3 separate regions of the Mus musculus genome follow, and all the other regions are linked to region 3. Evidence: chromatin loops called from intact Hi-C (ENCODE). Cell type or tissue: left cerebral cortex. All regions are shown on one strand. Each heading gives the region's core, and the rest is flanking DNA. Links, peaks and the distances in the headings are about the cores only. Region 1 has its middle 73 kb from the start of Gm40551. Region 2 has its middle 64 kb from the start of Gm26055. Region 3 has its middle 6.1 kb from the start of Gm26055.

What was found. Hi-C counts contacts between places; a loop is a spot of excess contacts. Peaks named below come from ENCODE experiments on the same cell type or tissue, not always from the same donor. Only the 100,000 strongest peaks of a DNase experiment are listed, where the experiment ranks them.
Region 1: it touches region 3 in a loop (2.7-fold over the local background); 2 of 42 quality-filtered maps call a loop at or near these places.
Region 2: it touches region 3 in a loop (2.8-fold over the local background); 2 of 42 quality-filtered maps call a loop at or near these places.

The regions. Positions count from the first base shown.
Region 1 is chr12:95,480,258-95,491,394 of GRCm38, forward strand. No RefSeq gene overlaps it. Among named protein-coding and RNA genes, the nearest start is that of Gm40551, 73 kb to the right of the region's middle. In left cerebral cortex, for the core only: no CTCF peak of the experiment used is centred there; DNase peaks (open chromatin) are centred at 6,436 and 8,353.
Region 2 is chr12:95,309,449-95,320,585 of GRCm38, forward strand. No RefSeq gene overlaps it. Among named protein-coding and RNA genes, the nearest start is that of Gm26055, 64 kb to the right of the region's middle. In left cerebral cortex, for the core only: no CTCF peak of the experiment used is centred there; DNase peaks (open chromatin) are centred at 5,963 and 6,140; H3K27ac peaks cover 1,820 bases.
Region 3 is chr12:95,379,440-95,390,576 of GRCm38, forward strand. No RefSeq gene overlaps it. Among named protein-coding and RNA genes, the nearest start is that of Gm26055, 6.1 kb to the left of the region's middle. In left cerebral cortex, for the core only: no CTCF peak of the experiment used is centred there; DNase peaks (open chromatin) are centred at 5,305 and 6,792.

The DNA of each region.
Region 1 (11,137 bases), core at 3,397-8,396, 100 kb after region 3:
CTTATGAGAAACAGCAATTCAACATGAATGTGAAGACATAAACATTGTTGAAATGCACATTTTTCCCTTCTGATTAGACAATTATTTGTAGAGATATTATTTTGAATTGTAGTGATGTGCCATTCGTTTCTCCAGAGGCTTTCTCTTCTTTATTATGAAGAAACCTGAAACCTCATCAAATAACGTCTTAAATATCTAGTTGATATCAGTTGACTATAAGATATATGTTTATATTTTATAAATGTGAACATACAGGACAAATGGCTTCGATTTTCTTGTTTTGTTGTTTGCTTAATATCAGCATGCCATTTCTAGAAACTTAAGAAGGAAGTGAGAAAGTAACAGTGCCAAAGTGATCAATAGTCCTTCTGATGTACAACAATTGTCTCCACAATTTTTATGGCCATTTAATTCCTATTAACATGCTTATTTTTAAAGAACTATAGTTTTAAAGAAATGTAAGTGAGATTTAAAGTGACACTATCCAAAAATTAGATCTCTATAATTTGACATTGGAACTTTCTGTTCAAATAAATAACATAAGTAAAGATTGCCACTGAGAATAGTGCATTACAAAATACATGGAGAAATGAATACTGTTGAACAGGGATGGCAAATTACGTACTTTATCCCTTAGGTAAAAAGTGGGTTTCTCGCTTCTCATCTTCTTACACTACTGGGTATATTATCCATTAAGGACAAACTGAGCAATAATTCAATTCAGTAAACATTTACTGACTGATTTCTATGTACTAAGGGGAGAAGACACTGACAGATCAATCAGTGTTGACAATCAAAAAGAAAAGAGAGATGTGTGTCACAATGCAGGAGGTTACATATGAAGTCTTAGTCATTCTCTCTAGCCATGATCTCAACTTTTATACTAAGAAATATACTAAGCCATTAAGTCTGTCTCAGTGTTCTAGGCCAGTCAAGGTAACAAAGACTAGTGTTAAAAAAACATGGGTCTCAGCCAAAGAGATTGTAAGTATGATTGTTGTCAAACTAGACAAACTGTTTGATCCCTGGGACATTCCTGGTGTAAAGACAGAAGGAACTTGCTTAGAATGTCTTCTGATCTTGATGTGTGTACCATGACACACACCTGCCCACCCCCAACATATAATAAATAAATCAACATTAAAATACTTAGAATTAGACAGCATTTAAAGCCAGTAAATACAAATGAATGTCACAATAATAACAATGAGAAAATTTATGGTTAGATGAAAAAATAAAAATACAGAATAAATAATTGGCTCCAAGTGGAAAAACTAAACATCAGGATTAAAAAAAAAACCCATAAACTTAATATTTGATCTAAATATTTAGAGGACTATAATTTCAAAACTTATGTAAATAATCTCAAAAATGTAGCCACATCCAATGCAAAAAAAAAAAAAAAAAAAAAGAAAGAAAGAAAAGAAAAGAAAAAAGAAAAAAATCCCTTTGTTTCATAAAATCACATTTTCCCTCCAAATGGGTTACAGTTAAATTTCAGAGTTGACTCCAAAACTCCTTTAGCAAACTTATCAAAGCAGATGAATTTCATTTCCTTGATGTTTATGATTGACAGATTGCCCAGCGGTAGGATTACAGCCCCGTCCACCCTTTTATCCAGACATGAAAAACAATCTTGCAGGCTGGATTAAACACCCAGATAAAGTAATAATACTAATACTATTTTCTGCACCACATTAGTGTCTATGTGTGTCTGTCAGTTATCTGGACGGAATGACAGCAGCCCCAGATGAAATGTACTTGAAATGAATACCACATGTGCATGTTTATCTCATGCAAAGTGGACCAGAAGCACTTGAGTTTACTGGTATAACTGCAGCAAGGAATTCTTTACAACATGTTACATGAAGTGGCAGGGCTAGCTTGGGCGGGAATTGGAAGATACATGGAAAAATAAACTCTCCCAACATTATGTATTAGATTCCCCACTGGTCTCAAAGGCATGTCTGAAGATCTTAATTCATTTAGTGTGCTGGAGCGATTCTTAAGCTCATGTCTTCTCAGTGTACATAAGGCTGCACTATTGGCTCACATTAAAAAGGAACCTTGTAAAGTGTTTCTTACAAAAATAAATAGCTTGAGTATCCAGATATGTAACAACTTAATTCTCAAGATCCGGTGTGCTTAAGACTCACATTCTTTAGGCTTTTAGTCTGAGGCAGAGAAGAAAACATTCTTGTATGGTAGTTTTCTGAACGCATGAGCAGTAAGCTGGGCTTGAACGCTTTTGTTAGCATTCTGTTGAAGCCCTTTGGAACCAGTGTAAAGCAGCAAGATCACTAGAAATATTACCTATTCAAGTTAAATATGATTTCCCCAGAATTCAAATGGCCCCTATGTACGTCCACCATTTATACTTTTATGCTATGTATGTTTTCATTGTATACTGAGTCCAATTTGAGAGCAGTATTTCAACCAGAAAAAAAATCACAGAAGCCCATCAAAAATGCCATGACAGCTTATCAAAGTTCATTCACCATAAACATTAATTTTTTTGAGTGATTAAAGCAAATGGTGCTACTAAACTCATTGCGACTGCAATCTGAGTTTTAAAACTGAGATCTCTTTCTGAGGTTTAAACTTTCATGTCTTTTTTTATGGCTTATAAAGTCAGTCTTCTACATTGTGGGTAAATAAAACATGTAAGGAGTTTCTTTAGGGTAGCACACAGAAGGGAAGAAGAAAATGGGAATGTGTTTAAGGAATGTTTATCCATTACTCTTGCCCTAGGCAATTCTAAGGAGAAAGCACCATTTCTTACTTCAGACACAACCTCCTAATATCTAATATCTCTTCTCACATTATTTCTTCCCTCATTTTAAAAATTATAGTGGACTGACAAGACTTGGTCAAGAGATGCTGAACTTATTGTGTGCTTTGGCAATTATGATTTGAGGAGCATCTTAAACATATAAAAAAAAATAACCACAGGGTTATAATCCATTACAATCCAGCAATCTGTCCTATCTGGACAAGCTGCCTTCCAGAATGCACTTCAGTGTTAAGACAGAAATGGCGACTGTTGCCATTTGATGCCATACAACGGACATGAAGGGCTTGTCAGTGTTACTACACAGGAGAGCACAGTAAGGGCAGAGCCTCCGGTTGTAATAGCAGCAACTTGATCACAATGTTGATTCAGTCTTGTCTCTTGTCTCCAGAATAAAAGTGGCCAGCCTGACTGTTTATAGAGGTTGTTTGGAGTGTTTTTATATCTGTCAGGCAGATGTAGACTGTGTTCTCTAGTTTACACTTGCCCTTTAACTCCCAGCACAGGAAACCTGCTGCTTAGAAAAACATGTAAAGTATTTGTGACACTTGAATCATACACAGCTTTTCTTATTCTGAAAGAGTGAACTATAAAATTTGCATATGGTTTCCAGCAATGGAACCTGATTTAGGAGGAGACCTATATTAGGTCTTCTAAAATATTGGTTATACAATTCCTTGATTCATACTTGATTCATTTTCTAGCCCTTCAACTACAGTGGCAATGTTCTCTTCCTTTTTTTTTTTCTTTTTTATTAATACACTCACCTTACGTCATGATCATAGCCGTCCAGCATCTTTTCCTCCCAGTCGTGCTCTTACAAATCCTTCCCCAAATTACCATCTCCCCTTCTCCCTTGAATATCACTCTGCCCTGGCACTGAGACATCAAGTCCCATCAGGACTAATTGCATCTTCTCCCAGTGAAGCACAACCAAATAGTCCAGCCAGGGAAAGGGGATCCAGTGGCAGACAGCAGAGTCAGAGACAGCCACTGCTCCAATCGTTGAGGAACCCACAGGAAGAGCAAGATGAAAGTGTGCTACAAATTTGTAAGGAGCCCAGATACAGCCCCTAGGTCCAGTCTCTGTGAGACTCCAAAAGTCCAAGTTATTTGACTGACCCCTCTGGGGGTTTCTGTTACCAAGTTTCATATTAGTTAGGTCATCATCAGTATCGATTACTGACTTTGTCTCTTATAAATTACATCAAAACCTCATATTTTCCAGGTTCATTCTGTTAAGATGTATAAAAGATATCTTAGGTTTGTAGGTCTGGGGAGGACTTGAGGGAGAGACAAATAGGAGAGGGATCTAGACTTGGTCAGGGGCAGGGATCTCTGGGACAAGCCAGAAACTGAGGACATGGAAACTCCCAGGAATCTATGAAAGTGACCCTAGCTCTGACTACTAGCCACAGGGGATATGAAATCTGAAACAGCCGCCACCCATAATCAGGCATGACTTCCAATGGAGGGATGGAAATACCAACCCAGTCATAGTAATCTTCCACTGAAAAATTTCCCTGTCTACAAGATATGAAGGGATAAAGAATGAGCAGAAATGATAGGAATGGCCAACAAATGGCTGGCCCAACTTAAAAACAATGTCTTCAGAGAAAGCCCACAATGGATGCTATTCATGATATTCTGCTATACTTGTAGACAGGAGCCAAGTATAACGATAATCTTAAGGCCTCACCCAGCAGCTGATGGAAACAGACAAAGAGACCCACAGGCAAACATTAAGTGGAGCTCAGGGACTCTTGTGGAAGAGGGTGAAAACGGATTCAAGGAGCCAGAGACATCAAAGAGACCACAACAAAACTTACAAAATCAACTAATCTGGGCCCATATTTTTTTTCCCAGAAACTGAACCATCAACTAGAGAACAGAAGCCTACATGGGAAGGATCTAATGGGTTGAGGTCTCCCCATCTCTGAAGAAAAAGGGTAGGGGTAGCAGAGGTGATAGAGTGGGACTGGAGGAGAGGGGGAAAGCAGATATAGGAATGTAAAGAATATGCAATAGTGTCTGGGTTTGGTGGTTGTATATAGGATGGATGTTTGCTGACAGGACCCTGATATAGCTCTCTCTTGTGAGGCTATGCCAGTGCCTGGAAAATACAAAAGTGGATGCTCACAGTCATCAATGGGATGGAACACAGGGCCCCTAATGAAGGAGCTGGAGAAAGTACCCAAGAAGCTAAAGGGTTTGCAGCCATATAGGAGGAACAACAATATGAACTAACCAGTACCTTTGAGAACTGTGTCTCTAGGTGCATATGTAGCAGAGGATGACCCAGTCAGCCATCAATAGGAGGAGAAGCCCTTGGTCTTGTCATGATCATATGCCCCAGTACAGGGGAATGGCAGAGCCAGGAAGTAGGAATGGGTGGGTTTGGGATCAGGGTGGTGAGGGAGAGGGTGTAGGAGACTTTCAGGATAGCATTTGAAATATAAATGAAGAAAATATCTAATAAAAAAAGGAAAAAAAAGAAATAAGGAATGTAAAGTAAATTAATTAATTTATTAATGGGGAAAAATAAAGATGGCATGAGATGTAGTTACCCTATATATAAATGTCTACACCCAGAGATTACAGAATCTCATAGCTAAGTGTGCATTCAAACAGGCAATGAAACATCAGATAAATCAGGAAGAGACCTTATAGAATTTGCAAAGTAGCAGGAATCATTTTGTGAACTGAAGAGCTGATCCTTGAGGTTGAGTCTGATGAGTTTCTTATAGGAAGGTGGCAGGGGTGGGGGTGGGGAGGGGGGATCTTTGAAGTATCAGAATTGAATTGTGAAAGCACCTTTCTCTGGAAAGAGTTGGCCAGGATCTAAGCAGGAAGGATTTCTATGACTCAGTTGTACATTTTTTGTCCATAGAAGAATATTACAGTGACCACATCATATAATTTAAATATATGTATAGATATTTAAGTTGTTTTCAATAGTTAATAGTGAAAAGTGCTGAACATAATTTTGCTGTTGTAACTTTAAGAAAATTCTAAAGTAAGGATTTACCAGGCTTTTAGATACCAATGAAGTTAAAGATAATTTTGGTAATGAAGAATGGTCTCCATAGGATTGAAATGCTTGTAAGAAAGCACTCATTTTTCCTCCTCCTGGGTAAGGAAAGTCAGACAGACTTAGGAAAATTAGATTTTCACATCCATATTCTACTTTTGTCTAGCACATAGCTACCTAAAAATATCCATCCTATTGTTATTGATAGGAATGTGGGAGTGTTAATGCATTCTCCATATGTGTTGTATAACAATAAAGAGTTAAGAAAATTCACACATTGGGAAAATAGTTAGTAAGCACAGAGGGTGGTCCTGGCATTGTATGCTGTCATTGGCATAAAGGAAAATTACACTCACAGGGAGACACAAATTTCATTTGAGAGTTGCAATTATCTAATCAGTGAAAGAATATGTTTCAGTTTTATAATTTATCCCAAGCCAGCACATAGACTGTTATAAAGAAAATAATCCCCCCCAACACACACCACACAAGAGATAATGTTAGCTCCTTCCCTGGATGCATCATTCCCTCTATTTGAATTCCATGCACTTACAAAAAGCAAGTAGAGTAGGCAGTTCTAATTTTGTTGAAGTAGTTTTTGGTTATATCAGGCCTGATGACCAAGTGTCTAAGTGAGCATGAGAATTTTTATTTAGCTCAACCTTCTGAGATGCTTCTCCAAGCATACTGGGAAGGATATTTTGGGAAATTTTTCATGGTTCTTGTTATACTGAGTATTGCAAGATATACAAGGAAATTTCCAGGTCTACTAGATTCTCTAAAGGTTTGTGTGACAGAATCTGTATACACTAGCAAAGAATGTAACGTGGGATGACATGTGTTGTTGCTTGAACAGTCCATCTAATGAGCCTGAATAGAGTTGGTGTGTCTGTAGTTTCTAAGAATTTCATCTGACTTGAATACTAATCAATACATCATTAGCCAGCATATTTTTTTCCTTCTGGGATTGTTGTGACAACTGCCTCTATAACATGACTTTGCAATTTGGACACTACTGGAAACTTTAGGTAGATGCTGTTTTGGGGGAGTTGTTCTTTTTTTTTTAATATTTTTTATTATTACGTATTTTCCTCAATTACATTTAGAATGCTATCGCAAAAGTCCCCCATACCGTCCCCCACCACTTCCCTACCCACCCATTCCCATTTTTTTTTTTTTTGGCCCTAGAATTTCCCTGTACTGGGGCATATAAAGTTTGCGTGTCCAATGGGCCTCTCTTTCCAGTGATGGCCGACTAGGCCATCTTTTGATACATATGCAGCTAGAGTCAAGAGCTCCGGGGTACTGGTTAGTTCATAATGTTGTTGCACCTACAGGGTTGCAGATCTCTTTAGCTCCTTGGATACTTTCTCTAGCTCCTCCATTGGAGGCCCTGTGCTCCATCCAATAGCTGACTGTGAGCATCTACTTATGTGTTTGCTAGGCTCCGGCCTAGTCTCACAAGAGACAGCTATATCACGGTCCTTTCAGCAAAATCTTGCTAGTGTATGCAATGGTGTCATCGTTTGGAGGCTAATTATGGGATGGATCTCTGGATATGGTAGTCTCTAGATGCTCCATCCTTTTGTCTCAGCTCCAAACTTTGTCTCTGTAACTCCTTCCATGGGTGATTGTTTCCAATTCTAAGAAGGGGCAAAGTGTCCGCACTTTGGTCTTCGTTCTTCTTCAGTTTCATGTGTTTTGCAAATTGTATCTTATATCTCAGGTATACTAAGTTTCTGGGCTAATATCCACTTATCAGTGAGTACATATCATTTGAGTTCTTTTGTGATTGTGTTACCTCACTCAGGATGATGCCCTCCAGGTCCATCTATTTGCCTAGGAATTTCATAAATTTGTTCTTTTTAATAGTTGTTCTATGCACTTCAGGATGCCATGCAACATCCCTGGTCTGTGTCTCTACTAACTACACTCAAAAGCACTCACTTTTAACAACAGCCCAAACTTCCAAAACAGTCTGTCAAAAGTCTCCTATGACTTAATATTGCTCTCTGTCCCCTTCTAGGAAGCACTTATCTAGGCTAAAGTGTCTCACACATACCTTAGCAACACACCTTGTGAAAATTACCAAGCCAAACGAAGTTGCTTTGGAAGGGAATTCAGCAGAGAATCTAGCAATGACAGTGAGTGCCATAAACTGTGCATTTAAGATACCTAGAGAATGACAACAGTAAGTGTAAATTGCTAGACACAGTCTAGGACTGAAATGAAAAAAATTGAACTCAGCACAGTTACAGATGACCATACTTGTATGTTCTCCCCAGTGAACTTAGAACTGAAGTTCTTTGAGTACCATGGAACAGAATTCGTGGTGGGAATCAATGGGGTATTTTATTCTGGAAGTTAGGAGGAAGTGAGGAGAAATGGGACTCTTCTACACCAGGCTCCATATTTGTCTCCTCTCTAACATTCTTGGCTTTGTGTGATTCCATTTGCTTCATGGCTCAGAGAGCAGTCATTGCTCACCAGCAGGCTAGGAAAATATGAGCTGAGTTCATCGGATTTCCTCTGTAGGGAGAACAAAGTAGAAAAGCCAACTGAATTTGACAAGCTGGAAACCAACTCGAGGGACAGACAAACAGTGGAGTCACCAGAATAGCAGCACACTGTGCTCTGTCTTTGCACAGGTCCTGAGCTTTGTGGCTTCCTGAAAACAAACTTCCCAGCTCTCCTAGTGTTTATGTGGTTGATTTCTTAAAATGTCCCGTTACTTGCTGTAAAAGTAACTGTGTGGGGGATGTTGCTTTCAGTACTAGATTTTTATCACTTTGGAAAATTCTGCCTTGTGCACTGGTGCAAAAATTTCACTATGTTTTCTTTTCTGTTTTGGACCCATGTCAGTAGGAGTAAGAAAGATTTGGTCACTGCTTTGTCACCTCCATGACTTCCAAACCCACAGTATTGATGTTTCTATAAAGATAGACATTTGCCAAAGTCATTTACTTAATGATGACTATAAAGTATATGGATAACATGACCTTTGTGTGTGTTTTCCTAAGTATATTGAACTTGAAATAAATCGTACATTATTTGAGTACACTGAAGTAAAATGTTAATCCAATGATCTGTTGCTATTTCATCTGACATGGATGTTTAATGTGACCTAACAAATTAAAGTAACCATGATTTTATGAGGTAGAAACCGTATCATGGTAGATGTTCAATAGCTAAAGATGGTGGCTAAGGGACATAGGTGTCCAGTTTAATTTTTATGCCAAGTAACTCATTGTGTTCTCCACCCTGGATTTCTCAATTTCTCTTTCAGATGCAACATAAAAATATCTATTTTGTGTGCATGTAAATGGGATTGAAGTCCTCCAGTGAAGCTCAAATTAGAAATGTTCCCAAAACCTTGGGAAAGGGAGGTTTTAAGGAGGGTTTTTCCATGTGCCAAATGGGCTCTGTTTCCTTTTCAAAGAAAGAAATGTGCTGCAACTGCAGACTGATTTATCAGAACTGCTGTGGTATTCAGAAGTGACTCACCAGCCAGGACAATACAAGCCATCCTCATAAATTACATGTCGTCATCGCCCACATGTATAAACATCCATAAAGTATGTGGAAAATCACAACACCAAAAATTAAATAAATAAATAAAGTAAGGTAAAGTGTCTGAGGGATAGCATATTTATTAAAAAATTCTAAAGTTACAGTCTGGCTTAATCTTTCTCCTTTAAGAATATTAATAAATTAGTCTAAGTATGCATAGTTACTAAATTAGTCTATTTTTGTTACTATGAAAAAATATCCGAGGAAAAACAACTCAAGGACAGTTCTAAAGGTATTGAGCCCATCATGACAAGTAAAACATGGTAACACCAACACTAATTAGTGTGATCATATGTATTCATACTCAAGAGGCAGAGAAAGAACAAAACATTAGAAGCAGATTACATAAATTCAAAGATGTCCCATCGATGTACTTCCTTCAAAAGGTTTCATTTCTAAAGGTTGCATAATCTTCCCAAACAGCATTATCAGCTAGGGAACTGATGTTTAAATACCTGACCCATTTCACATTCAATCCACAGCAATTATATAAATTGGAAAAGGGTATTCCATATGGCAGTCATCTTGAAATGAAGTTAATCATTGCTTTTGTAGAGACCTCTGTTTAAATTGTTACTCTAATTAAGGACTATTAAAAGACAGTTGAGCCATGTGCTCTTATAATTCTCCTAAATGTACCTGTCTATTTAGGTTAAGAATAAATGTTATTAAAAGATAGATTCAAAATGATATTCATGACATATATTAACTTATATTTTATTAGTATGGGCATATTATACTTTGACTGGTGAAAAGATGATTAAGAATTAAGAATTAAAAGATATGTACCTGTCATGTGTAAAATCCTTCTTTGGTATTTCTGTGTATTATTACTGTCAGAGGGAAGAGAATGCTTTCAGCATGAAATCTGTAAAGGGCGTGGACTCTAAGAGTCTGTAGATATGGTGGGTGGTATATATTCTAGGAATCATGCTGCTGTGTAGAGATTTGGAGTAATTAAGCACTAGGAGTCCATCTGTATTTACTTAATTATATTCTTAATTTATTGCTTTTGTTTGTCACATAGTAGTGCCCCCTTATCTGTGGATTCACATATGTGGTTTCAGTCAACTGGGTTACATCAAATAGTAAGTATAAATTGTCTGAATCAATGCCACCTCTGAACTCTGGCTTTTGAGTAGCATGATGGCATTTGACACTGCCTTGCCCTGTGCTGTTTAGGTCTCCAGTCACTGCTTTATCACGTTACCCCTGCTTTGTCTGCCTCTTACCTTTCAGTAACAGCCTCTAGGTTATGAGCTAGAATGGGATATTGTCTCTATTTTCGATGGCGATCATGCCAAAAGAAAATGATTCTAGGAGGCATGAAACACTGAAGGGCGAATTAACTCTGGTGGAATGTCGAAGTACTGTAGGACATATCACTTATCACAGTCTATAAAGAGTTCTTGAGAAGTCAAGTCCTTTCTCTCCTAGAGCTACTAAGAAGACACAACATGCATCTTCCTGTCTCATTCTGATTCTGTCATAAGATACTCTGATTGAAACCAATGTGAGAGGCAAAAGATATATTTGGCATACATTTCCAGGTCACAAGCCATCTCTGAGGTTAAGTCAGGGCAGGAACCTTAGAGCACAAAACATGGAGGAGTGCCACTTCCTGGCTCGTTCAGAGGCTTATGTTTAAATAGGTTTATTTTCAACCCAGGGCTATCTGTCTACGGGTGGTACTGCTCAAATAGGCTAGACCCTCCTACATCAATTAATAATCAAATCATTTTCCC
Region 2 (11,137 bases), core at 3,796-8,795, 69 kb before region 3:
CCAACACCTACAGAGTGAGTTGGCAAGGAAATGAATTTCAGTATATAGATCAACTGGCTATCGTCATGGTGAAAGTGCTGATTTGTAATTCAATTCAGATTTCAAGGTAGACAAAAGGCAGTGTCTTAATCACAAGAACTCAGGTAGGAGAACATCCCTCCTATTTCTATTCAACTCCTCAACTTAATGAATGAGGATCATCCATACTAGGAAAAGCATCTTGCTTTACTCAGATTTAAATATCACATCCAAAATACTTTTATTAAAATGCTCAGAATATCTAGATGCTCTACACTCTATTTAAGGTGACACAAAAATTAAGCATTTTACCTTTTCAGTATTCCAGTCTAAATACACACACGAACACACACACATACAGACACACACACACACACACACACACACACACACACACACACACACACTCACATACACACACACACTCACATACACATACACACTCACATACACACACACACACTCACATACACACACACACACTCATATACACACACACACACTCACATACACACACACACTCATATACACACACACACTCACATACACACACACACACACTCACATACACACACACTCACATACACACACACTCACATACACACACACACTCACATACACACACACTCACACACACACTCACACACACACTCACATACACACACACTGACATACACACACACACACTCACACACACACACACACACATACACACACACTCACATTCACTCACATACACACACCACATTTATGTTTTACTTTCCCTTCTTATGACAGTCACGTGCAGTTTATATTTTCTTCCTTCTTTCCTTGTGCTCTATTGCAATTCATCTTTGTGAGAATTTACCCAAATAGTCATGTCACTTGAATTTTGATGAGAATTTGGGATGTCGAAAATTTTGGCTACCACGTTTCTTTTAGCATCCTATAGATGTCTACTAGGCATATACTTAGGAATGTAAAGTATACATTCATACAAAAGTATACAAAGTATTGCTGGGTTGTAGGATGAACTACAGGTCAGCACTGACATCTCTTCTGTGTACAGAAGGTCATAGATATTTCCATATTGAAAGATGAATGGAACTTTCAGAGAGTCTAATGTTTTATGCTTCCCAGCATTTTATCAAAGAAAATATGTACATATGCATAATCTCAAGGGGTATATAACCAAAGTGTTCATCTCTCTGGACTAGCTACTTCTTCCTACAGTCATAAGATTCTGAGAACAATGGACTAACATACTCATTTGGAAGCTACTAGGCAGTGTACGTGTGTATTTATGCAAGAATACTACTGACTTAAGGCTCGTTTTCTTTGCTGATTACTGGTTTAGTTGTGACCTATCTCCTGAAAGGTTCCCATGTTGGAGGATTGGTCCCTAGTTGGGTGATATAAGAGATGAATGAGACTTCAGTCGGGTACATTAGTAGTGCTCTTTGAGTCCAGATCAGAGAAAAGATTAGGTGACCCAATATACAGATTCTAATTTGTGTGGTGATGTGATTAATTTCTCATATATATGTCTACACCATAATGATATCTCTGTGTATTTCTCATTGAAAGGCACACCAATGTGTGCAAGGCTTGATTTTTGCTTAGATTTAGAAAGTAATCCTTTCTGGAGACAAAGGAATAGAACCCTAAAGAGAATGAATGGGGCAGGAGTGGAAGCATGACTATCCACATAGCATCAACACTGATGAAGTAGATAATACTCATCCGTGTTATACTCAGTCTACACTCACTTTTTAGTTCAGTTCAGTACCGCTAACCATGAAATGACACTGCCTAAACTCACGGTGGTTGTTTCTACTTCCATTAACCTAGTGTAGATAATTCCTCACAGGTAACTTCTCACAGACATATCCAGAAGCTTGTCCCTTCAGTCATCTATATCCTATCAAGTTGAGAGCATTAACCATTACTTGAATTGTGAGAAGCTAAGTGTCAAGCAAGATAACAAGAAAAAAATGTTTAAGTCTAGTGAATCATGGAAGAGAGAGAAATGGGCCCTTTAGGTAAACTATCAATATTTAAGGAAAATGAGTTTGCTTGAAGCATGACAACAAACAATACAGTATATAGCAGGTCCCTGGGTATAGGTAACTCTTAATTTTTATTTCTGTGACATCAGTTTAATTCCTTTGGTTTATCAAATATCAAACAAGGAGAAGACAAATATGGTCCATGTTAGGAGATTATTTCTTGGGGTATAAAAGTTGAAGTTCTGATACAAGTTTCTTTGAGCATCTTATTCAACATAGAAGTGTGTCAGTTTTGAGGTGGCATGTACTTGACTCCCTTCACAATTGAATACATAAATATGGGTAAGATACAGTGTAGCCTCATGGGAGCAGGCACATTGTGGAATCTGAAGTGTGTTTCAAAAATTATGAGCTTTTGTTTTAAGCTGGGTGCAATTGTTGCATATGAAAAGTATATCTACGTACATAGGCAGGGTTTTGTCTTATATGACAGCTATTCCATACTACAGCATTACACTACTTCATGGCCATCAGTTGCTTCTGATCACTTAATAATGTAGGAGGCAGAACTTGCTCCCTCCAATGAGTGACAGTGATTTAATGCTGCCTGAAAACTAGTCCTACCAACCATGCCTTGATTCAAGCAATGAGTAGAAATCTCCTAATGACAAGGTGTAATTAAATGCTTCAAATTTGTTTAATATAATGAATATCGAGATAAGAAGCAACAAAGCAAAATAGTGGGTTTTTAGTTTAGGTGGAATATTGAAATCATTACATTAGTTAACAAATGATGGAACTATCATCTTTATACAAGAGAAAAGCTATTTTTAAAACACTTTTTGTTTTTTTAAGTGTTATTTCAAGTGCTATTTCCAACAATACAGTATTATTCTATTATAATCAACTATATTTTCTAACAAGATTTTTTAGTCCAACTTTGTTTCCTAGCCAAATAAAACCAAGGTCGACATAATTTTGAACATTATTTTTACTGATGAAATGAGAACAGTAAGACAAGATGAAAGCAATTCTCAAATTTATATTGAATTGTCTAATTTTCTATGAGTGTTTTTAAGAGAAATTTTAATAAAAATATTTTAAGCACGTTGTCTTGATATGTAAAGTGTTTAACATCTATTTTATTGTCTATTGGATGAATAACCTACTCTCTTCCAGATTTTCAATACAGCACACATTATAGATGTTGTAGGTTTGGTTTCATATCAGCAATAAAGAAGGCATTGCAATAAAGTAAGCCCACATGAATTTTTTAGTTCTTCAGTGTATATAAAAGTTATGCTTATATTCCAGTGTAGTCTAAAACTGTGCAGTAACATCAGGTCTAAAACAGTAAAGTACATGCCATCATTCAAGTACTTTATTGTTAAAAACTAGTAATAAGAGTTTGAACTTTTTTGTGAGTTACATTGTGGTGGTCAGGGTCTTGATCAGTGTTGGTATCCTTTAAGTAAGGTGGGTCTTATGATATGTTCTCTGTTTATTTGAAAATAAATTCTTCTTTCATACAATAAACCCTGGCCACAATTTCCCCAGCCTCCACTCCTTCAAGCTTCCTGTCAACTTACTCTCCCTGAGAGCCACTTCCCCTTTGTTTTTCTTCAGAGAGACCTTCCAAGAAATAACAACTGAACAGTACAAAACAAGATAAAACAGGACGAAATGAAAGCCCTTATATGGGTCTTGAAAAGGTAATTCAATAGAAGGAAAGGAGAAACAAGAGCAGGCCACAGAGTCAGAGACACACCTGCCCCCACTGTTAGGAGTCCCACAAATGAGAAGTAATATACTGAACATATAACCGAGGACCTAGCACAGAATCAAGCCTATCCTGCATGGGTTGCAGGTTTGGTGAGCCCTGCTTCGTTTATTCAGTGGACCATGTTCTCTTGGTGTCCTTTATCTTCTCTGATGCCCACAGTGTTTTTCTCACATTCTTCTGCTGGGCTCCTGGAGCTCCAGGGGGAGACAAGGGGAAGGACCAGATAGAGACCTCAGATTCAGACTCTCTCTTCATAACATCTGTCTGTGGGTTGCTGCACGCACTTCCATCTTCTACTGGAGGGAGGTACCTTTTTATGAGTATAGAAGACTACCATTTGGAAACATTTCCTTGATTATTTTTTCCCAGTTGCATTTGGATTTTCCGCAGATCTCTGAGGCATCCAGTCTCCCTCAGATTCCAGCATATCTAAGCAATATAAACCATAGGCTCCCTCTCAAAGCTTTGTGGTTGTATTGGTGCCTGGATTGCTCTCTTTATACACTGATGAACCAAAAATACTTTTCAGACCAAAAATACTAGAACATAGGGTTGAAGGCTCCATGTAGGCATCATCTAGAGCCCTTTACACTCAATAAGCGGTAAGGATATTGACCTTAGCAAGTGGGCCCCACTGCCAATTTTCAGAAAGCAAATTTCTGTTCTAGCATCTGCCTGGGTTGTTTAGAGATCTTTAAGGCACCTCCTCAACCAAAAACTCAATCGAATGTCAACCAGTTCCACCACTGGAAACCTTGCCTGGGTAAAAATTTGGCAATTCCCATCTCCACAGCCACCATTACTAGGAGCCCCCACTAGAGTCTCCCTCATAGATTCTAGAAGGTTACACTACACTGTTTACACAGCGCCCACCATCTGGCAACAAAGAAATTTGTCACAGCATTCTTGAAAGATTCCGTAGTGTTTTGTTGTGGTGCTGATTGTGTTGGTGTTAATACTGCTTGTTGGTTTGTTTGAGACAGGCCCTCACTCTGTCACCTGTGCTGACCCCAAACTCATAGTAATCCTCTACTGAATCCTTCCATGTTAGGGTGACATACAGGAGCCATCATAACCAGGACTCTTACTTTGTAGGGTTTCATACTCTGTGCTAGCATTTTGCACAAATTGAAGTCACAGAGAGTAAAATCAGTCCTCTCTAAACACTTGCTGCTGTGTCAGCTGAGCTTCTATAATGCCACAGACTTTGACACCACCTTCATCGGAAGCCCCTGCCATCTGAATGTAACTTTCTTTGCTCTTCTGTCAGAATGGATTCCTAGTCTGGAATCCTTTTTCCACACAGCAGAAGCTCAGTCCCCTTTCCAAATTCAGCTGTAAATTTTTGTTCTTCTATTGCTCCCACTATCTACTTGATCTTTCTCTAGTGAAGTTTTGAACTCCCATTGATTACCCAAAAGAGCTGAAATCTACTTCTGCAAACTCCTGTTCATATTGACTTTTGTCCCTCATGCTGTCAATTACAAACAATATCAATGACAACAAGAATATGTGCTGAGGATCAAACCCAGGTTCACAGGGTTTGACAGAAAAATATCTCTACTCAGAGAACTCTCTCAGCTCCCTGTAAAGCTTTACCATTTAAAGAATACTTGCTACCTGGTTCTGTATTAAGAGTTTCAAAAGTATTATCTTTCCCTTCATTCCCATCAATTGTTCGAAAAAGGCTTCAGAATCTCATTTAAGACACGGAACAACAAGGTGTAGTTCTGCACACCTTTAATCTAAGCACTTGAGAAGCATAGGTGGGTGGATGTCTGGGAGTATCAGGCCAGTCTAATGCACTACAGGACAGCCAGGGCTATGCAGAAAGACCCTTATAAAACTAAATAGACACTGCTCAGAACTTCATACTGTGCTCTAATCAATATAACCTGAGGAATCACAAAGCTCAGAGTAACATAGAAGCCTGCCCAGTTGCTTTAACAATGAAGTCAAGCTGCAAGGAAGAATGAAATCTCCGTATGCTATAAGTTTTAGAAGACTACTTCAGAATGATTATGTTTAGGCATGATTTCCTGAAAATCAATGGCCAAAACCAAGTCTGGAAGAGTAGGTAGCAGCAGATGAGATCTGTAGCAGATCAGAGTAGGACAGTCAAAAAGTGGGACTGCGGGAAACCAGAATAAACTATCCCAGACCATGCCTATGTGCCATAAGGATTATTTTGAGCTCATTATTTTAAGAAAGTACAGACACAGGAAATGTTCTGAATCTAAGTAGAACTTGTCCTTTCTAAATGGACTTGGCAATCTTAGAAGAGAGCTCTCTTTATAAATCTTTCTTCTTGTACTGTGAAACAAGGCTGAGAAATCACTGGAGGAAGCAGAATGACAGAAGCACCAAAGACAGAAGTTAGCCAAACTAACCACCCCCCCTTTTCTGTGCCTTTTCTAGGCAGCTCCCCTCTATTGCCTTCCTAACACCCTTATTCCTTTCAGGAGAAATCTGTATTGAAGCCAAAAATCACCTCCTGTACTAGTTACTCATGCTAGAGTTACATTTCTTCCTGTAGCAACTCAACACAGGAAGGGCTTATTTTGGTTTACATGCACTGGTAGGGATACCATCCAAGATAGAAGAGAAGATGGCTTGCAGGAGCTTGAGGCAGCTAGTAACATTGCATTCATAGTAAGCATAAAGAAATGGATCTTGTTGTTGTTGTTTGTTTCCTGGTCTGTCTTTTTATTTGTTTTTTGTTTTTTGTTTGTTTATTTGTGTTCTGCTTTAATTCAGTTCAGGGTCACAGTCCATGGAATCAAGACACCCATTTTAAGAGTATATCTTCCCATCTCAGTTAACTTAACTCAGAAACATACAGAGAGTCCCAGAAGCTTGTCTTCTAGATGTTTATAGACCCTGGTAAATTGACTTTCAACATTAACCACTTAACCTTCCATAACTTTACTCATCTAAGTATCTACAGAATACACATGAAGTACCAAAACTTCATACATATGCGTGGTTTTCCCTTGTTATTCCAATGTTCTGCACAAAATTAAATCACCCTGACTAATCCATCTCAGTGAAGAATTAAAAAGATTATAGAGGTAAAATTATTTTCTTGTTCTATCATTGGCAGCACCTAGCCACAAGAGTCAAAGAACAAAAGAATACGCAATCTGAGGAACCAAATGTTGGTGTAATTTGGCTTATGGTTCAAAATGATAGAACTCAACATGGTGGAGGAAGCAGGAGAACAGAATAGAGATGCCTCTGGACTTGTTATATACATAGTTGAGAAAATTAAAGAATAGGAAATGGAATCAAGCCATAACTTCTGAAAGCTTATCATCAGTGTTCCACTTCCTCAAGTGAAAAATCCACCTTCTAAATGTTCCACCATCTTGTTAAAAATAGCCATCAGGAGGAATCAAGTATTTCACCGCATCAATCTTGGGAAGAACATTTTATATCCAAACCATAGACTTACCAAAGAAGAAAGGCTTGCAAGGGAAAATATCAAGAGATTAGAATGGTCTCTCAAATGAGAGACTATAAAGGTAAATTCTAAATGTAAGAATGATAAGGACCTTAAATAAAATCAGATAGAAGAACCATTAGTTTCAGGGTTAGTTAAAAAAAAAAATAGAAACACGGGGCAAATAACTGGATTCTGTACATATTGTCTGTTCCCATAGCAACATACCAGCATTGCTACAAAATTTACAAAAGCCCCCAATGGTTTTATGTTGTAAACTTGGAATTCTCTCCTACTACCAAACACTGCTTACCAGCTGTTCCCACTTACTAGCATGTATCAGAATTACTGAGGAGATATTGTGACAGTTTGCTGGCCTTGACTCAAGAATTTCTGGATGGGTAAATCTGAGGTATTGGCCAGACAATCTTTCTCATTAATCCAGATAGTAAAGATGCTGCTAGAATAGGAGTCACAGTATAAGGAACTATATATTAAACAAAATGGAAGAAAATCATCACTATCAGTGAAAATGTGGAGAATATGGAGATCTAATAAAAGAGTGTTTTTTCCCAAAATTTTATTAATTAATGTGTGGTTTTGTGTTTGCTTGTGTGTGCGTGTGTGTGTACATGTGTGTGTGTGTTTGAGAGAGAGAGAGAGAAGGAGGGAGAGAGCATAAAAGATTAAAATGTATAAATGTATAACTGTAACACAATTGTGAGGAGGAGATATTACTCCTATAATAATTTTATGACGTATTTATCATTTTCTTTATACATAATATATTCATTTCTAGTATCTCAATAAATATAACTCAATGGGGTCTAAAATAGTTATTTCTACAGTTGATTCAGGATAAACTCTAGAACTGATGGTATATTTTGTCTGGGAAAGAAAGAAAGACAAACATCTGTCATCATCATCATTAGCTTGTCAGGAAACAGAAAGGCCATGTTTATTGATAAAATATTGCCCCAAAGGAGAGATTGCAAATCTATCCTTATTATCTACTACTTTAGGGACACAGAAAGTTCAGAGCCAACCAGTAACTCCTTTGGGGATTATTTGAGCTTACTTTTTAATTTTTTTAAATTTTTTATTAGATATTTTCTTTATATACATTTCAAATGCCATCCTGAAAGTTCCCTATACCCTCCCTCTGCCCTGCTTAGCTACCCACCCACTCCCACTTCTTGGCCATGGCATTCCCCTGTACTGGAGCATATAAAGTTTTCAAGACCAAGGGGCCTCTTTTCCCAGTGATGGCTAACTAGGCCATCTTCTGCTATATATGCAGCTAAAGATAAGAGCTCTGGGGGTAATGGTTAGTTCATAATTTTGTTCCACCTATAGGGTTGCAGACCCCTTCAGCTCCTTGGGTGCTTTCTCTAGCTTCTCCATTGGGTGACCTTTCACCTATGCAGCAAGATAAAGATACCCTGGGGATTATGAAAGATACTCATACTAAGTACATGCTTGTGTTATATAACCATGGAGAAACTCCCTTAATGTCCAGGCAAAAGACACTCAAACACAAGGTATAGCAAACCTGTCTCCATGAAGGGAAAAGGGAAGCCTGGGAGGCAGAAGAAGGAAAGGACAAGTTAAAAAGTCCCGTGGGAGATTAAAGGTTCCTGTGACACTTCAAATTATGTTAGCCTTACTCCCACACAGGATTGAATTTAGCTGAAAAAAAAAAAGAATCCACTATTGCTTTCTTTCTCTTTTTCCAAAATAACATTAAATTTATTTCAACAGGCTGTCGGAGCTACTCGGGTTTGTTATGAGCAGATGAAAATCCATCATCAGCCAATGACAGACCCTGACTTTTCCTCACTCCAATTTAAGGCGTGAGTGCAAGCAGCTGCAGTATTCCTGTCAAAACTTAGGCATTTCAATGGCAAGTCTCCCTCTACAAAGATTGAAAGTTGGCCCCTATTCCTATATCTCCAAGTCACCTATCAGAAAACCTGCTTCCTTACCACCTTCCTGAATGCAGAGACATTCATTATATCATAGAGGGACAGAGATACCCTTAAGCCAGATACACTGGGCTTCTGATCTCATCTGTCCCCAGAGGTTAATCAGACCTAGGCTTGAAGTGATTTTTTCACTGAAGAGCTATGTGAACCCTCTATTGCTGCCTATGACTCATTATCTGAGTTGAGCACGCCTTTTCATGTAATCAGAACTTCAGCACGATTTTTGCAGAATGCTCTGTCTTTTACCATCATTCTATGGTATTAGTGTATTATGCATTTCTAAATCTGTAGAGAAATGAAGTGTTTGCACCACCAGCTATAAGAATAGGAAATGGATTGATCTGGTAATAGAGCTTCACTCTCTGCTCAGATAGAGTGTATTACACACAGGTATAGTCTCTGAAGATGAACCAGAGCACAGAGAAATTGAGTATATGCCATGTAATCCTGAAATGATTTCTAACTCCTGTTGAGAACTGTTTAAGAATTTGGATGTCCAATACCAATTATACAGCCTGATGTTTCATATAAATTTGGATTAATTGGCTGTATTGATAGCTTTAGTCCTTATGAATAAAGTCGCAGAAATATGTGCTACGGAAATGACTCAGTTGATAAAGTAGATATCTAGGAACTATGAAGATGTAAGTGAAACTCTCAGGAATTAATAGAGAAGGAGCCACATGTTTTGTTTTAGAGCTATAACCCTAAATCTAGAGACATGGAGAAGGAAGGATTCATAGGACTGCATGACTAGATAGTGTAGTCTAATGGGCAAGCTTCAGGTTTATGGACACACTTGAGAGACCCTGTCTCGAAAGAATAAGGTGAGAACCAAGAGAAGAAGACACCTGGCATCCACCACTGGTTTGTACACTTGTAAATCTGTATCTGCAAATAGATGCATATGCATGCATACACACACACACACACACACACACACACACACACACACACACACTCACAAATACACACAGAAACAAAACAACAATAGGGCTAGCAATACTTCAATTTTAACTAAATAGGTGGCATTTACATATATGTATATTGCTGTAGTACTATTTACCGTTTATTGAGACAATAATATCATTCATGAAATAAACTATAGAAATGATCCCAGAGTGTATAATTCTTGTGTATATGGTAAGTTGGGGAAGAAACTATGAATGCCAGAATAAATATGAAATGAAATAAAGTCTCACATATATACAATTTATAGGTAATATTAATCTTTAATACATTGTTTAAAAAATATCTGCCTGATGCTCCCATTGTAAAATGACTCCTTTCTTTCTGGCCAGACTTTATTGTTGCTAAATTCAGAAAACTTTTCTTTAGGCATTTAAAGCTGCAAGAAACTTTACTCAATTGTAGTCATCTAAAGTTCCACAAAGTACGGGTTAGATACAATCTTATAGGTCAAATTATTGTTGTAAAAATAGTTTCTCACACAAACTTTAGTTTCAATAGCATCTTCTCTGCACTGTCATTGTTAATTTCAGACAAACCGCTTCCTAGCCTTGATGAGACTTTCAGAAGTATAAAACATTGTCAATCTTAAGGCTGCCTTACTTCTTACTATCAACTCTTGTAAGATAACAACTTCTTCCTGTTAAGCCCTTTGTTGAGGCACACATGCATGAACCTCCATCACAGTACTTGTTGCGGGTGTAATGCTGCCAGACATCACCTGCCTAGGTCATTGAAATAGATCAAGCTGTTAAGGAAGAACTGAAAAACATTCACAGAAACCCAAATCTAAACAATCTAACCATGCATGTGACCTGGTCTTAGTCCTAGCCTTGTCACTGAGTTGTGAAGCAAGATTATCAGCTTTGTGACTTTTCATTTGTCATATGCTCAATTTTGTTTTAAAGGTTTTGTACTAAGTCTGTGGTTCTAAAACTTTGGAGTGGCTCAG
Region 3 (11,137 bases), core at 2,370-7,369:
CAGCCCAAGAAGCTAAAGGGTGGTCATTCCGAGTCAGGGTTAAGGATGCTGAGCATGTCCTGACACGTGGTTGTTAGAGAAAGATAGAAGTATATATTCATGGCTGTATTTGCTGGAAATGTTCCTAATACATAAGATGGATACCTCATACTAAACACATAAATACATCTATAATAACTCATTGTAAGTTCTATAAAAGACATATATTAGAATATATGGCATCAATATTGGTTAATATCAGCTAATAATCATTTTAAACTTTAAAGCTGTTATATTTTAATTTTCTTGAGTACTTCCTTTAACCTACATAATCAATATAAACACAAGTCAAACTGATTTATAGTATCTGACAACTTCAATGGTATAATTTTTTTTTACTTTATTCATTTATACTTCCTAAATGAAACAATTGTTTGTAGAGTTATATAGAAACATCTGTATATAGTGTTTCAGCCACAGAAATATAGGGGTACAAAATTGTTCTTGGATCCAGGAATGATGGATTATGTTTGCAATCCTGGGGCACAGGGGGCTTACAGATGTTGAGCACTGTGAAGTAAAAGCTATTCTTGTCTGTACAGTAGGATACTATCACAAGCAAGCAAGCAAACAAGCAAAAAATGTGTGAGAAGGAAATGAAGGAGCAAAGGGAAAGGAAGGAGAGAGAAGAAGGAAGGAGAGAGCACTAATTCTGCACTTAAAGCAGAAGAAGTTTATTGGAAAGACTCAAGCACAGTTCTTCCCAAATCCCCGCCATAGCTCCAACAGTTGTTTCATCTAGTATTTTCTTCCATCATTCTGAAAATAAAGCCCATTTTGTCATTATCCTACCATTTCTTCATAATTTTTCTATTACTTAAAAACTATTTCTACTTATAAATCAAAACCTCAATATCACATTGTTAGACAAAATCGGTCACTAGCATTTGCTCTGACATAACATATAAATAAATGTGTATCCCGGACTGGCCTCAAACTCCGGCCTCTCCCTCCTTCAGCCAATCCTACCAGGATCCAGCTCAGGGGGGAGTTTCTGAGGCCTGATTTGGCATCAGTGAGAGAAGATGCACCTAACCCTCCCTCTAGAGAGACTTGGGGCCTCAGGCAATAGGAAGACCTGGCTGGGTAGGTAGGGAATTGGGGACTTCCTCTTGGAGATGGGAGAGAGTGAGTAGAATAGGGGGTGGTTGGAAGAAAGACCAGGAGGGGGATAACACTGGACTGTTTAAAAAAAGGATTAAAGGATAATAAAAATATATACATACACATACACATACACATACATACTACATACATGCATACATACATACATACATACATACATGTGCTTTTTCCTTCAGGAATGTACAAGTCATGTTTGTTTTTTGCCTTATTTCTTTCTTAAACAATTTAATTTTTATTGCATAGCCATTTTTCTTGTTTTATTCAACATTGGTAATGAGACAGTTTTGAAGACAAAACTGCTAAAAATGAGGTCCAATCATCACAGCTCATCCATTTCTCAAGACCTTTCTCCTTTATAAGAGAATTATTTCCTTTTTTTATGATTACTATGATATTGGGTTACTGCAATGTCAAATTGAACTCTCACCTAAATTCTTAATTTTTCTAATATTCATCCCTTTATAAGTATCAGTTCCTGAAATCAAAGAAATATAATTTTGAATAATCATTTCATTTTCTTATCTTGAAAAAAATCACTGGACTTCTCAAAATATGCTTTATCCAAATCAGTCAAACTGTGATGCCAATATCTATTCCAAATTTCTACGCAGATATTTGAATATGGTAAGATGCATGTAAATAGCTTATCAGTGTCTCAAATGTAGTGCAGTTTTGAAAACAGAGAAGGTGAAGTACCTAGTTTGTGGATAATTGAAGCAAGGGCAGCAACATCATTGTTGAGCGCAGTGCAAGAGGAATAGCAAAACAGCTTCAGAACATACAAAATGTGGCCCTCCGGTTAGCACAGCCAAGAAGGCTGTACCTAGGAGAAACAGAAGCCCAGGACTACATGTCCTGGGGACTTCATGCTATAGGGAGTTTTGCTCTGCTTGTTGCGTTCACAGCTGTCTTCATCTAAGAATTGTATGAAAAACTCTAAAGGGGATTTCCAGTCCCTAACTGGGCAGCATCTCTGGCACTCACAATAATAGTGCTTGATCATTTACAGGCGTTGCTCCTGGAACAGATTAATGATTCAATCACCACCCTTAGAAAGAATTTAGAAATGCAGATTATTTGTAATGACCAACACCCTTAGAAAGAATTTGGAGAAGCAGACTGCTAGTGAGGTTAAGATAGTCTTGTTAGTGGCTCTATTGTAAAAAAATCTTAGAGAACAATTTGAAGTTCAGAACAACGCACTCTTAATTTTTAAACTAGGAATTGTTTTTAAAGGTCAGGGAACAAGGAACAATGACAACCTAATGGCAGTGACTAAAGTAACTCCTTGTTGAAGCAGGACTGGTGATCAAGGTGACAGTTAAGTTCTTGTACCCATTTTTCCTTCAGCTTCCTGCTGTGACTTAATAAAAATTACTGATGAGCAGTCTGCATTCTGAGGATTTAAAGTAGAAATGACTCTTATTGGCCTTTATATAAAGATTTAGATTTCTGATTCCTTTTAACATTTTTATAAGATTACTTTTCAAGATAAATACTAAAATAATTGATTCTTTCTCTGTAACCACAAACTGAGGACTGCCATTAAGGAAAAACAGGCCAAGAAAATGTTTACATTTTGTTAATGAATGACAAATTATGAATGTATTTGGGTTCTTGGGAATATTTTGTTATTGCTGCTTTTATTTTCTTCACTTGTACTACATGTTTCTTCACATGAGGGTATTCCGGAACATGGTTTTCTACACATTCTTATTGTGATACATCGTTTAACGAAAAATAGAATGTAACCACATTGTGATTTCTGTATACCTTAAAAGATTTTGCTAGGATATATAAGCTATGGGAGAAAAAATAAAGTTGTTGGAATCTGCTTGTTGGAGTTTGCTTCATACACCAACTGTGTATATATAAATATGTATATGTGTAAAGTTGGTCAGAGCTTTGCTTTATCCACTCAAAGTTTATGTATTATGTATGTATGTATGTATGTGTATGCATGTGTATTCATGTGTATGTATCATGCTTTATCTACTCTGTGATTATGTGTATGTGTGTGTGTGTGAGAGAGAGAGAGAGAGAGAGAGAGAGAGAGATTTCCTTTATCCCCTTTTCTTTTTCCATTCTTGCAAAACCCCAAGGAATTCAGAGTTCAGAGTATTTTTCACCACTCACAGGGGTGCAGGCCCCATTAGATCACGCTTTATTCCCTCAGAGAAAAGTCTGGTTCTCTTCTCTCTCTCTCTCTCTCTCTCTCTCTCTCTCTCTCTCTCTCTCTCTCTCTCTCTCTCCCTCTCTCTCACCTCTTGCCCTCATGTTCCCCCTCTCTTCCCATTCCCTTCCCCCCTCTTTCCATGTGGTCATGGCAGATCTCTACTTCTCTACTCTCTCCCTCTCTCTGCCTTTATCTCTGCCCCTACTACCCTCTTAACTCTTAACTCCCCTCCCCATGCCCTGAATAAACAAACTCTATTCTATACTAAAAAAAAATAAAAGAGTCTGATGTTCTGATGTTTATAACAGCCTTGAAAACTTTTACATAGTCTGTTCATAGTCTATTTAAAAAAAAAAGCTGTGCAAGAATTGAGAAGGAAGAGCAAAATAAATGTTTCAAAACAAGAAAGTATATGAATGCCTACTGTGACCTCAATAACCACTCTATAGCAGTTTATAGTTTATCGGTTCATGTGTATCTTCCTAATTTGACCTTCACGTCATGTATTTCTACAACCAAAGTGAACTACTTTCTTCCTCAGTACATAGATTTATTTCTACAGCCAAATCAAATTCTAAACAATGACAAGGGAAGACCTGCTTGTCTTCCATGTGAGTAAACATGCCAGGGATGAATAAATGCCAGGAAAAGGTAGACACAAGAAAAATAACTGATGAAGTCTCATTATTGAGCCCTTTCTAACGTAAGTCACAGAGGTAGTTGAATAAAGGCTAGTGTAATTCTTCTGAAAAAGGAGGCAGAAATCTTGTACCCTTTTTTGTCGGCATGGAAATTGAGTCTCAGAAAGTGCAAAGAGGAAAGATTCAGCACTTCAGTAAGAGAGTTTTACTTTAAATCTAAATTAGCAAGAAACCGTGCCAATGACGGCTGTTAAGTCCTCCTTAAGCAAAGGATATTTATTCCCTTTGATCAAACAACATGGCATATGCACTTTCCCAATCACTTTGTAATAATACTATATTACCTTAACATCTGCAATGTAATCTACAAAGGATTAAGAGTCAGAAATAAAAGAAATCATTTCACAAGGCATGGGAGTTCATAAAATATTCAGGGGAAGTAATTTAGGTGCCATGTTAATGGGAAGCGTTTCAAAGTCTGCAAGTTCTATATTGACTGGTGAATATTTCTATACTTTAAAAATTTCCAAAGAGATGACATGTTATTTTTTTTTACTTCTGGTAAAACTGCCGTGAAAACCAATGTTGCTTTTAACAGCAATGGTGTGGTTGACAAAGGCTGCCCTGACTCAATGTTCCTAAGTGTTCTTTCATAAGAAAAGAGGGAAAGTTGTGGGAATTAAGTTGGATGCATGTTTTAATGTTTCACTACAAATGAAAACAGAGGTCCTATTTTCTTTTAATCATCTAAAATAATTTTCCACAAAAACTCAGGACTATATTAACATCTTCAATTTTATGTAAATTAGAAGCTAATAAACATGAAAAGCATTAGTCTTCACTTATATTCTACAATTGAATCAATGCAATTGATTTAAAGTTCAGAAGAATGTCACATTTCAGAAAAGCTTATTGGCTTTTAAGTCTGATTTATCACTGTAAGCAAACACACCAGTTAGACAAAAATTCCCAGAAGAAACAAAAAGGCAAAACATACCATGCTAAAAATGACCTGACATTTCACCTTTCTTTAACCTGGATCCTGACCTATGGAGATAAGTAAGGTATACAAAACGGAATGTAATGCCTTTCACATGTTTGATTTACACCCAGTCACCATTCCTCCATAAATCTTCACACACACACACACACACACACACACACACACACACACACACACACACACACAAACCCTCATGCGTGTGCTAGAACATATTCAATAACTTGCATAAACCAAGCTGAAGTTTCATTTGAGTCTGAAGAGGAATGTTTTGGCATTGTGTTCAAAGGGACTCAGTTAATCACTCTTTCTGCTCCCCCACTGAGAAGGCTGGAGCTCTGCACTTACCTCACAGTAGAGAGAGCCACGTGGTCACATGCTATAAAGTCATCACTTTCCAAGGTCTTCAGATATATGGAGCAAAGGCCAAGAAGCAGCTTTACTGAAGTCTTCAACCTGGAAGTCAGTGGCAGCTAACCATTTATTTGGTTAGAAAGACAATTTGGCTTACTGTCTCATTTCTCAAATAAAGTTCCCAGGAATTAAAACCCACTTTAATTAATGAAAAGGAACTCTGCCTACTTTGATTTATAGTTTGTTTTTTAAGAGATGCTATGGATTTCCTTAAGCAGGTACTGTTTCTGTGGTTTGATCAAGTATCCAGAAATAGCTAGCAATAACGTGTTTTTCCCACTACCTTCAGTCCAGCTTAGTTTTCTAGCTCTGCTCCTTCTCTGTGCCCCTAGCCTGCAGCTACCAAGAACTAAAAGAAAGGATGAGCAAAACTTACTGAATTTTGCCACCTGACTATCTAAAAAAATAGCTCTAATGTCAACAAGTATTGCTTCTACATATTCTATATAATTTAGAACCAGAAATTCAAGAGAGAACATTGAAGAAAGCATATCTCTTTAGAGCAAAAAATTTATCTAGCACATTCATAAGAGCTATATTTATAGATGTGAATATCTATATAGACATGCACTTACACATATTGTGTTCCTCCTCCAACGGATTTTTTTCAAGTTTTTGTTTCATTAATATTGATATTTATTGCTAAAATTTCCTACTTTTATTAATTAAGGTTAATACTTTTAATACTTTAAAGCACAAGCTGTTAAGGCTCCCACAAATTTCTCTAAGGCGAACATAATGAAGGAAAGCAAATAAACCACTCTGTCAAGTAATTCAGACATGGACAGGGACACACACACACACACAGAGACAGAGACAGAGAGACAGAGACAGAGAGAGACAGAGAGACAGAGAGACAGAGAGACAGAGAGAGACAGAGAAAGACAGAGAGACAGAGACAGAGAGAGACAGAGACAGAGAAAGACAGAGAGACAGAGAGACACACAGAGAGAGTTGAGATTCCTTGCAGGCAACTGTTTAAGTCCTGGTATTTGTTACAGCCATGCACAGTCGAGCCATTCAGATTTTTAACTGCACATTGAGTTTTCTTTCATTGCTGGCCAGTTCCCAAAGCCAAGTGGCAGGTGCAGCCTCGGGAATGCCACCTTCTAATAAAAGTATTGTAACATAACACGGAGACAATGGAGTTCTTTTCTGACATTCTTTGCTTTCCTTGACAGATTGCATTCCTAATAAGACAATGTCTCAAAGCTCAAACAGAATTGTATATGTTTTATCATTCAAAGAAAAAAAAATGCTTATGTTAGCTTTGCTTGGGCAATGAACCCCACTGCTGGGTGACAGGAGTTAAGAAAGCAACTGCAGGCAGCTTCGCTTCCCACTCAGTCTGCTCAAGGTTCAAGGAGAAGGGTTCATTCAGCGTTCTCCCAAAGGTGGGTTGTTGAACTCCTTTGGTGCTTCATAAAAGTGACATCTTAATTGCCTTATTACATGGGTTCTGTGGAAATTTCAGAAAGAGAAGATGGTTTCTGAGAGTAAAGAGGATTACAGTGAGTCAGTTCATTCAGTGTTTTGAGTGAGTTCCAAAGCAGAATAGTAAAACTGTACACTAAAGGAATCCAACAGAATGACAACTGGGTTCAACTCTGGGACTGTGGGATCCAAGAATTTGCATTTAATGACCAGACCCTGGTATATCAGGGCTAAACTTCTCTGAAAAACTATACACCGTGTGGTTTTATGAGGCTCCTGTCAGGCTTTAACTTGAAAAAGAAAATAAATGTTCCGCAGGACATAAATGAGGTGGACCAGTTGTCTAAGGAACAGATTTGCTTTTCAGGAAAACTATACTATCATACATATAGAAGAGTCAGTACTATCTGAAAATTCAAAGGCAAGAATTTTATTTTTAGTTAAAACATATGGCTTTTAGGGGTCTGAGAAATGGTTCAATTACCATAAAAGGATACAAACCTGAGTTTAGATACTTGAGCTTCACGTTCATTGAGAGATCTTGTCTCAGCCTTAAGTTGGTGAACTATTGAGGAAGACACTTGACATCAACATCTAGCCTCCAAACCTACAAGCACACGCGCGCACACACACACACACACACACACACACACGGCACACGGCAGACACTGAATATAAAGACTTGAATTATTTCAGTTATATTTGGAAGAAGTCTCTCATTGGGGCTGGCCCAAGGGCATGCATAGCATGTTATCCAGCAATGATTGAATGAAAGGTGTATTTTACATTAATTCAGAAACATCTCAGCTCAGACCATACCCCTCTAAGGCCATTACATTTTCCTGCATTGAACCATTTTAAAACATTGCCCATAGGAACTGAATGGGTTGTATTCATAGTGAAGTATAGCATTATTTCCTCTATAGCTTCTGTGAGCCACAGGCCCATAGTGACACCTTCTTTCTTCAAAGGATAAGACAGAACTTAACCACAAGTTTCAAGGAACTCTTGTAATAACCAATCCTTTAAGCATCTGCCCTGCAGCTGTTTATTATTTCATAATCCTCAGATAAAACTAGCATCAGTGAGGTGACAGAGCACCTGCTATCCTCCCAGACTTTATTGTTGTATAGTTCATTGATCCTTTCATCCCAGCAAAATAATTGGTTTTACATTTTTAGATGAAAAAAAAAATGTGAAGATCAGAGAAGCAAGTAAATAGCCGTAGGTTACTCAAATGGCAGGTGTAGAACCAAGATTTCAATCAGTCAGACACAAAAGCTTCGAGTTTGCACTGTCAGACATTTGCTCTAGGATAGTACATGCATAGTACATTTCTTTGCCTAATTTAATAATTGCCATACCATTATACATAATTTAACCTCTATACCTGTGCTGAGGTAATTTTTTGTTTAATTGAGCTCAATTGCCCTGAATTGAAGTCAGTGTTCAATAAATCAAGGATGGTTTTCAGACTGAATGAAAAAGAAAATTCTGCCAAATTGAACAACCCACTGTAAATCTTTTGGGCACTATGTTTACAACGCATTGATTGAGTCTATGGAGATTGAAGATTCCAGTAACAAGCTGTGATTACCTTGCAAAGAAGGATAAAGACACGTAGAAGATTTCTGTAACTATCAGAAACCTGACATATACAAAGTATTTTTGTACATTTTATATGCAATCTACAAAAAATGTGTACATTTTGTTTAAGCCATTTGATAGATGCTTCATTTTGCCACTCATTTCTCATTGGAATTGTTGTTATTTTATGTATCTATAAACACGTTCTTAAAAATGCACAAATGCAATAGGAATAAACAAGTCAATGACTACAAAGAAATGCAGCTGATCAAAGAATATGTGTACGAAGGAGTAGTGGGATGGGTTCTCTGTGTGTGACATCTGGTAAACCTTAAATCCAGAATATCCTCTCTTTGTTGAGGATTTAAATTTGGAACATAGTGTGATTTTAGCTACTTTTCTTAAACTTCTTGATCTGACAAACTAGGTTCTGTGTCCTATGACAACAGCTTTTCTCAAGAGATTTCTGGTACTTTCTGATTCTGGTTGGACTGGAAATACCACAAAAACAACTTTCCTTATGGTATTTTGGCACTTCGACCATCAGGACCAGATGGTGCACAGAAGTGCAGAGGAAGCCTTGGATATGAATAATGATACATTTTTAAAAATCATTCAGTCTTCTCTAACTTCATTGAATATTAGATAGTGGCTCTTGCCAATTTGTACTCTGCTCTGAACACATCGCCTAGATCCAGCAGTGCATACCTTGATAGCAGTGGATAAAGACTTAGATTAATATACCCTATAGGGTCTGAATTCTTATTACAAACTGGCATTTGCAAATTGTGGTTAATAGGAAAGAGTATAGAAGGTAATAGAGGATGTATTAAATTTGCCAATCAGGCATGGACTATAGGAAGAAATACTTTCCTCAGTTCTTGTGACAATAACTGAGTGACCATGGGTAAGAATATTAATGTAATTGCAAGTGTGTATCAAAGATGCTCTCTGTATATAATATACAGTTAATTCTGAAATGCCAAGAGAGAAATACAACCTAGACATTTACTATGATGCATCATTTTTACACAAAGCGAATTGAACTTTTGTTGGATGTTACTGTTTGTTTTTATTTGTTTGGGGATTGTTTTAATCAACGTTCTGAGGCTGTGAAAAGACACTGTGACCATGGCAACTGTTGAAAAGGAAAGCATTTAATTGGGGGTTGCTTACAGTTTCAGAGATTATGTCCATTGTCAGCATGGAAAACAAACAAACAAACAAAACAAAAACAATAACAAAAACACAAACAAAAACAAATGCAGCAAACAGGCAGACAGGAGGCTTGAGAAGGAGCCAAGAGTTCTATATCCAAATGAGAAAGTAAGCAGAAAGAGAGTCACTGGGCCTGACTTAGACCTTGAAACTAAAAACCCACTCTCAGTGAGCAAACTTACACCCAAAAACTTACAATGTATTCCAATAAGGCCATATCTCTTAGTCCTTTTAAACAGTGTGCCACTCCCTATGGGTTCAGACACGTGAACCTGTGGGGCCATTCTTATTCAAACTAGTACATGAGTTCTGCTTATGGTTTTGATTCTGGAAATAAGGTTCCCCAAAGAATAAAACTCTTCAATGACATATCCTCGGTGATTTTTTTTTTTGAATGAGTAGAGAGACAGCTAAGGTTAATATTACCTTCTGCTTGCATCCTGAATGGGAAGGTTAAAAAGAAACAAAATTATTATAGTGGTTGTGGAGAAAGACTTTTAAGTGCAACCAAAAATAAATATAAAAAAGAAGAAAGTGGAGAAAAGAGAGGAAGGGGAAGAGGACGATGACTACAACAGATATTCTGATATAAGGTCTTCTAAATGTATTTCCTTGAAATTTAACATAAATTAAAAGACTTGCTGAAATTAAGCTTAGACATGATTCTGTCAGGTTCTTCACATAGAAAATGTATGTTGACAAAATGCAACAGAATGCTTTCCAAATACTGTTTGGTGCAGTAATATTTTCACAGGAATTACTTTGCATGCAATAAATACATGAATTTAAGGATTAAAAGTATAACCAACTATGAATGCTTGTAGACTTCTCTCCTATTTCACATTATGTATCATTTACCGATATATATGATAGACTTTTAAAAAATATTTAGCAAGAGAGCATTGATAATTTTTATTTCAATCATGAGATATACAAGTTGCTTTGATGAACCATGACATAAAACCATACTTTAGGATTACTTTAAGGATGTAAAATAATTTCATATAGTCTGATAAAAGTACAGAGATGTCACAAATTCACTTACCCTGTTTATCAAGAATCAAGTAAAACAATTAATTCTACCTGCCAAATTATGTTATTATAGGTCAAATGTATTTATAATCAGTGTTTCTTCCTTGATAGTTTATACTTGATATTGGATCCTTTGTTTATTTGTTTGTTTGTTTTTGTTTAATTTGCTTTTTTTTTTTTTTTTTTTTCCCAGACAGGATTTCTCTGTGTAGTCCTGGCTGTCCTGGAACTCACTCTGCAGACCAGGCTGGCCTTGAACTCAGACATCTGCCTGCCTTTGCCTCCCAAGTGCTGAGATTAAAGGCGTGTGCCACCACTGCCTGGCTTGATATTGGAGCTTAACAGTATTTAATTATTTCCCACTGGCTACAAATATGGCGTCTTAATTTTTTAACATTATAATATGACTTAGGAATAATGAAAATAAGTAAATGGAATATTTTCTGGTATAAACTGACAAGGATTTCTCAC